Linked DNA regions of Homo sapiens: region 2 is linked to region 1. A link is a contact called in ENCODE Hi-C or POLR2A ChIA-PET data. All regions are on one chromosome and are shown on one strand. The core of a region is the stretch at or near the end of the contact, and the rest is flanking DNA. Distances in the headings are between cores, read along the strand shown. Region 1 holds the start of JPX (JPX transcript, XIST activator). Region 2 overlaps JPX (JPX transcript, XIST activator).

What was found. A loop is a pair of places that touch in the nucleus more often than their neighbours do. ChIA-PET counts read pairs that join two places held with the same protein, here RNA polymerase II (POLR2A). Pooled maps may share reads with other maps.
Region 2: a map of CD8-positive, alpha-beta T cell shows a loop between it and region 1 (5-fold over the local background). The contact joins the enhancer-like site here to the promoter of JPX in region 1. A Hi-C loop is called at or near these places in 10 of 168 maps with a recorded cell type or tissue (CD4-positive, alpha-beta T cell, CD4-positive, alpha-beta memory T cell, CD8-positive, alpha-beta T cell and 4 more), 11 of 37 single-sample maps with no recorded cell type and 14 of 50 pooled maps. POLR2A ChIA-PET finds 5 or more read pairs at or near these places in 12 of 52 experiments (A673, CD4-positive, alpha-beta T cell, CD4-positive, alpha-beta memory T cell and 7 more).

Annotation. Positions count from the first base shown.
Region 1 is chrX:73,942,951-73,946,062 of GRCh38, reverse strand. JPX (JPX transcript, XIST activator) reads right to left here and starts at 1,739. Exons shown (of 5, transcript NR_024582.1): 1 at 1,598-1,739; 2 at 1,401-1,479. RefSeq lists an enhancer at 1,615-1,714.
Region 2 is chrX:73,975,972-73,978,936 of GRCh38, reverse strand. All of the region lies in intron 2 of JPX (JPX transcript, XIST activator), which reads right to left. Among named protein-coding and RNA genes, the nearest start is that of JPX, 33 kb to the right of the region's middle. RefSeq lists an enhancer at 788-1,347. Within about 2 kb of position 1,281, at least 2 of the 41 ENCODE cell types and tissues checked have a DNase peak (open chromatin) inside an H3K27ac peak, as active enhancers do; they include CD4-positive, alpha-beta T cell and CD8-positive, alpha-beta T cell, where a contact is called at or near this core.

The DNA of each region.
Region 1 (3,112 bases), core at 490-2,989:
TGCAATCCCAGCTACTCGGGAGGCTGAGGCAGGAGAATCGCTTGAACTGGGGTGGTGAAGGTTGCAGTGAGCCAAGATTGCGCCACTACGCTCTAGCCGGGGCAACAAGCAAGACTTCATCTCAAAAAAAAAAAAAAAAAAAAAGTCAGATAGACACTTGCTTTCTTCTTTCATTGACTTTTTTTAAAAATTCATCTTCAATATTTACAAAAAATAATCCATGCTAGAAGTTGCTATGTCACAGAAGTTTAAGAAATGCATGGTAAAAATCACTAAGTTTAAAATAATGGTTACCTCTGGGGATGAGAGAAGAGAGAGATGCAATCAGGGATGGGTACACAGAGAACTTCAACTGTCACGTTAATGTTTGATTTTTTTTTTACGTTGGGTGGTGAGAAGAGAGGTTCATTGTATTATTCCTTGTATATCTGTATATGTCTTAAGTATTTCATAATATATTTAACGTCTCCTCCAAAAGATAAAGAAGTTAATCTTGCATTCCTTCATCACCCCATCAAAAAAAAAAAAGGACTCATACTAGACTATTCTGCAACTTACTTTTCTCACATAACCATCCATCATAAGATTCTCTAGGTCAAAAGTCAAAATATTTCATAATATTTATGTACCAAAATTTACTCAAACATTCTCCTATTGATGGATACACAGGTTGTTTCCAGTTGTCACAAGAACAAAATAGTACAAAAGTATCCTTGTTCATGCGTCATTATATACTGGTACTTTTATTTCTGTAGGATAGATTCTTAAAAGTCAGACTTTTGAATTCCAGTTTTTGTTCAAGTGATATCTGTATTTTTTATTTCCCTAAATATTGCCAGATTCTTTTCTAAAAGGTTGCAGCAATTCATACTCCGCGGTAATGCATGAAATTTACTTTAATCACATAAGCATTTAACAACATATTAGATGTCACTCTTAACTGTCTTCCCCATATATATAGTAAACATGCTATGCTTAACATAAACTTAATTTCGCCAACAGATTTGAAAACAGGAAATCTAGCTCTTTTCTTAGTGAGTAATCAACCTGGCAATGTAAGTCCCCCAAAGATTACACACACACACACACACCTCTGAGATGCTTCAAGAACAAATGTTAAGTTTTTGCCCAAAACTCCACATTTGGGGTATAGTGGGCACAGAAAAAAATTGTTTAATCTAGTGCATAATGAATACGTTACAAACAAATTAATTAAAACTAATAAGTCTGGACATGAAAGGCAGAACAAAAAAAAAATAAAGTTAGGCCCAAGAGGTTAGGCTGTTCCTAGGAAAGCTCTGAGGAGATGGAATCCATTTTGGCGCGACATGGTGTCAATAAAAACCCATTTAAATAAGGAAAAAGGAAAGAACGACCCATATATCCCTCCTAGGAGCTACCTTCTGCAACTTCCAAGCTTCGTCAGTAGAAGTTAGGCGATCAGCGAGAAAGAAATTATTCTCCGATATTTTGAAGAGACTGGAGAGAGAAAAATGGAATACAGGCCGGTTACTCCCCCGACTCAGGCCACGCGATCCCAAAGTGTGTAGCCTCGCTAACGGCCACTTCTCTAGCCAACGTGAGGCTCATCACTCACCACAATACTATTAACTGGCGAGTTTCTGGACTTTTGTTAGTGGACTCATACTTCGGACGCCTTGCAACCCCCGTAAGGACGCAGTGATTGCACTCCGTGCAAACGCCGCCATCTTAAGTCTTCCACTAGCCCTAGGGCATAGGCGGATGAAAGCCGGGGGTGGGCGTCACAGCCAAACAGGCCCGGCGCCCAGCCGTCGTGCACTACCTAAATGCCTCCGCCGGCAACATGCACCAGCCGTTGCCGTGCCCCAGCCGTTGCCGTGCCGCAGCCGTTGCCGTGCCGCAGCCGTTGCCGTGGACCCTCCCCCAGTTTCCTGACCTGTTGCACTTCCTCTCACAGCCTTTATCTCTTTTGAAATTCCCTTTTCCTTTTTCTTTCTCTTCATTTCTTTTTTCCTTTCCCAACCCAAATTTCTTTTAGCTTTGCCTCGACTCCTTTCTTTCTTCCCTATTTCCAGATCTCTCACTCTCATTAACTTTACCTCACAAGTATGATAGACAAAGCTGCCATTCACTTCTGTTATCTCACTAAGTCATTGCAACATCAGGTAAGCTGAGGACTGATTTTTTCCTGTTTTATAGATGACGAAATTAAGGCCCAAAGAGGTGACCCAATTTTCCAAAAGTGCTAGAATGAGCTAGAACCTACTTCTTTTCACTTTACTAAGCCCCGTGTTCCGATAGATGAGGGTGTATGTACTTCAACCAACTAATGGGAAAACAGAAACCAGAGGGTTTTGGCCTAGTCATACAGTGAGTCCGTCAATGGCAAAACTGGATTCAGAACAAGGTGCTTCCTTTAATTCTGTAAACAAAAGAGTCTTCATAAAAGAGTTGGTAGCCAGGTGTGGTGGCGCTTGCCTGTAATCTCAGTGTAATCCCAGCTACTTGGGAGGCTGAGGTGGGAGAATCGCTTGAACCCGGGAGGCGGAGGTTGCAGTGAGCTGAGATCGTGCTGCTGCATTCCAGCCTGGGCGACCGTGCCAGACTCCGTCTCAAAAAAAAAAAAAAAAAAAAAGAGTTGAGATGCTGCTCTTGAGCCTAAAAGTCCTTCCATCTTCCCTCTTCTTTTATTTATTTTTGTTTTATTTTTTTGAGACGGAGTCTTGCTCTGTCGCCCAGGCTGGAGTGCAGTGGCGCGATCTTGGCTCGGTGCTACCTCCGCCTCCTGGGTTCAAGCGATTCTCCAGCCTCAGCCTCCTAAGTAGCTGGGATTACAGGCATCTGCCACCATGTCCAGCTAATTTTTACTAGAGACGGGGGTCTCACCATCATGGCCAGGCTGGTCTTGCACTCCTGACCTCAAGTGATCCACCCGCCTCAGCCTCCCAAAGTGCTGGTATTATAGGCGTGAGCCACCGCACCCAGCCTCCCTCTTCTTTTAGATTCAGCTCTTTTAGATTCAGTCCTGACACTTCTAAGAGGCCTCTATATTTATCAAAACCTTTATCTCTGTTGTTCCCGCTCCATGAGGGAAAATACACTAGCTGGATACCAGCCCCAAAAGTATGAA
Region 2 (2,965 bases), core at 32-2,531, 33 kb before region 1:
AAAATACTAAAAAATGTTCAAATGATACAGAAGAAAAAATAAGAAACAGAAATAAACAAAAATAACAAAGACAACAAATCTCAAATATATAGGGCACTAGAAACAACATCACTACCTCACTTAGAAAAGGCTTGACAAAAGCAAAGTTATGATTTTCTTGACCCTATCAGAGAACTGAAGTTACAGGAAAAAAAAAAATACAGAAATCTAAAAAAATGGTAGGTGCCTGCAGGGGAAAACAGAATCTGAGCATTTGATTACTGGGACAAATGCCATGAAAATCAATATAAAAGCAGGTAGAAAGATTTAACTAGAAATTACAATAAATTGCTAAAGGCCAAGTGTGGGCTGGCCTGAGAATAGGAATCCCCTCAGGTTTCAAATATGGGGGTGGGGTTGCAGCCACCTGCAGCTGTTATCAATAGGAAGCCACAGGAAAGATCAGAGATCACAGAGAAAGACCCCTTTGGTACTATCTGGGGGAAAGGAGTAGCAGCTATGGCTGAAAATCTGCCCCAATCTACCTTTCTTAAAAAAAAAAAAAGTTTCGCTCTTGTTGCCCAGGCTGGAGTGCAATGGCGCGATCTCGGCTCACCGCAACCTCCACCTCCCGGGTTCAAGTGACTCTCCTGCCTCAGCCTTCTGAGTAGCTGGGATTACAGGCATGCACCACCACACCCAGCTAATTTTGTATTTTAAGTAGAGACAGGGTTTCTCCATGTTGGTCAGGCTGGTCTCAAACTCCTGACCTCAGGTGATCCGCCCGCCTCGGCCTCCCAAAGTGATGGGATTACAGGCGTGAACCACCACGCCCCACCAAAAAAAGTTCTTCATTTACAGAAAAGATCATGAAGCAGTGGAAGGGAATATAAAGCAGACCAAAATTCCCCAGAGGCCCGTCTCCTATCTCGCCTAAGAAGCAAAAACCTTAGAGCAATTTGCAGGGACACCCTGGAGTGGAAGCAACAGGGGCTGGGTAAGGAGGTAAGGAACACATAAAGCTTTAGCCATAGGGGAGGAATGGGAATAAATACTAGGCATTGACTGGAAAAGAAAGACTTATGACAGCCACACCCACAAGACCCAGATTCACAGTGCCTACTTAAGACTGAGTTTAAATTAGAACATTAGAGAACATGCCTCTTTTTCGCCCCAACCACAGACTAAACATCAAATAAAATTAAAGTAATGCACAGGGGAAAGCTGAAAACCACAGGCCTTCTCTAGAGAAGAGTGAAAAGGTGAAAACCCACGCCAAACAAGGACACAAAAACAAGGTATCATTATAGGGTTTGAAGTTTCTGATACACAGAGAGTAACCATGGTAACAACAAAACTTCAATCCCAGACCAACTCCTGACTAATTTCACAAAAACCTCCACGCTAATAGCCTAGATGAAGGAAAGGTGTGCTTATCGCAAAGAAAATACATATATATACCTCAGTATCTACTACTTTATATGTTTGACTCTCAACATTATAATGTATACAAAAACAAAGAAAAAAATACCATCTGAAAAGAATGCAATCTTGAAAACCAGACTTAAATATGAGATGCCAAAACTAACAGAAAATGAAAAGTAACTGTAATACCTTGTGTCCTTCTTACTCCCATTTGTTAGTTCTAGGTTTCTGGAGATGCTCTAAAAACGTCTATGTAGACAATCTTATAATCTACAAATAAAGATTTATTTTTTCCCTTCCAGTCTATATTTCCTTTTCTTGTATTAGGAGTGGTGAGAGAGGACATCTTTGCATTGTTCCCGATCTGAGCAGTATGTCCAGTCTCTCACCATTAATAAGTGGAGTCTGTAAGACTAAATGCAAAAGAAGCTATACATAAGCATTATACTCCAGTTGATAGAGTTGTTTCCAGTAAGGGTAAAAATCAACAATTCTGAAACAGTTATACCTGTATAATGGGATAGTACAATTATGTAAATGAATGGTAAATGTTAGGAGACAGGCTCTTTCCTATTGGAGTGAGAGAGTGAGGACAGACAAACAAGGAGATATGACTAGAATTAACCATGTGGTAATGGATTAGTTAGAAATACCAGTATGAACTCACATTTAACTTAAAAAAATCGATAGTTACATATAAAAATGTGTATAAATATGTAGCTATACATGGGTTAGTATACATATCTATCTATACTTCCTCTGAGAAGAGTTGGCTGTAGAATACAAACCTATAGGCTGGGTGCGGTGGCTCACACCTGTAATCCCAGCACTTTGGAAGGCTGAGGTGGGTGGATCACCTGAGGTCAGCAGTTCAAGACCAGCCTGGCCAACGTGATGAAATCCCATCTCTACTAAAAATACAAAAAAATTAGCCAGGCGTGGTGGTGGGCGCCTGTAATACTTAGCTACTCAGAAGGCAGGAGAATTGCTTGAACCCAGAAGACAGAGGTTGCAGTGAGCCAATATCCACCACTGCACTCCAGCCTGGGCAACAAGAGCAAAAACTCCATCTAAAAAAAAAAAAAAAAACAAAAAACCTATATAATAAATTGTTCTGTTTTCATACTAGCAATGAATGATCCAAAAATGAAATTAAGAAATCAATTCCATACAAAATAGCACCAAAAAGACTAAATCTTTAGGAATAATTCAACAAAACACCTGCAAGATTTGTATAAAGAAAGCTACACAATGTTGTTGAAGAAAATTTTAAAAGACCAAAATAAATGGGGAGATATTTCATGTTTAAGATGCGTTATTGGCTGGGCGCAGTGGCTCACGTCTGTAATCCCAGCACTTTGGGAGGCCGAGGCGGGTGGATCATGAGGTCAGGAGTTCAAGACCAGCCTGGCCAACATGGTAAAACCCTGTCTCCACTAAAAGTACAAAAAAATGAGCTGGGTGCAGTGATGGGCACCAGTAATCCCAGCTACTCGGGAGGCTGAAGCAGGAGAATTGCTTGAACCCGGGAGGTGGGATTTGCAGTGAGTCAAGATCGTGC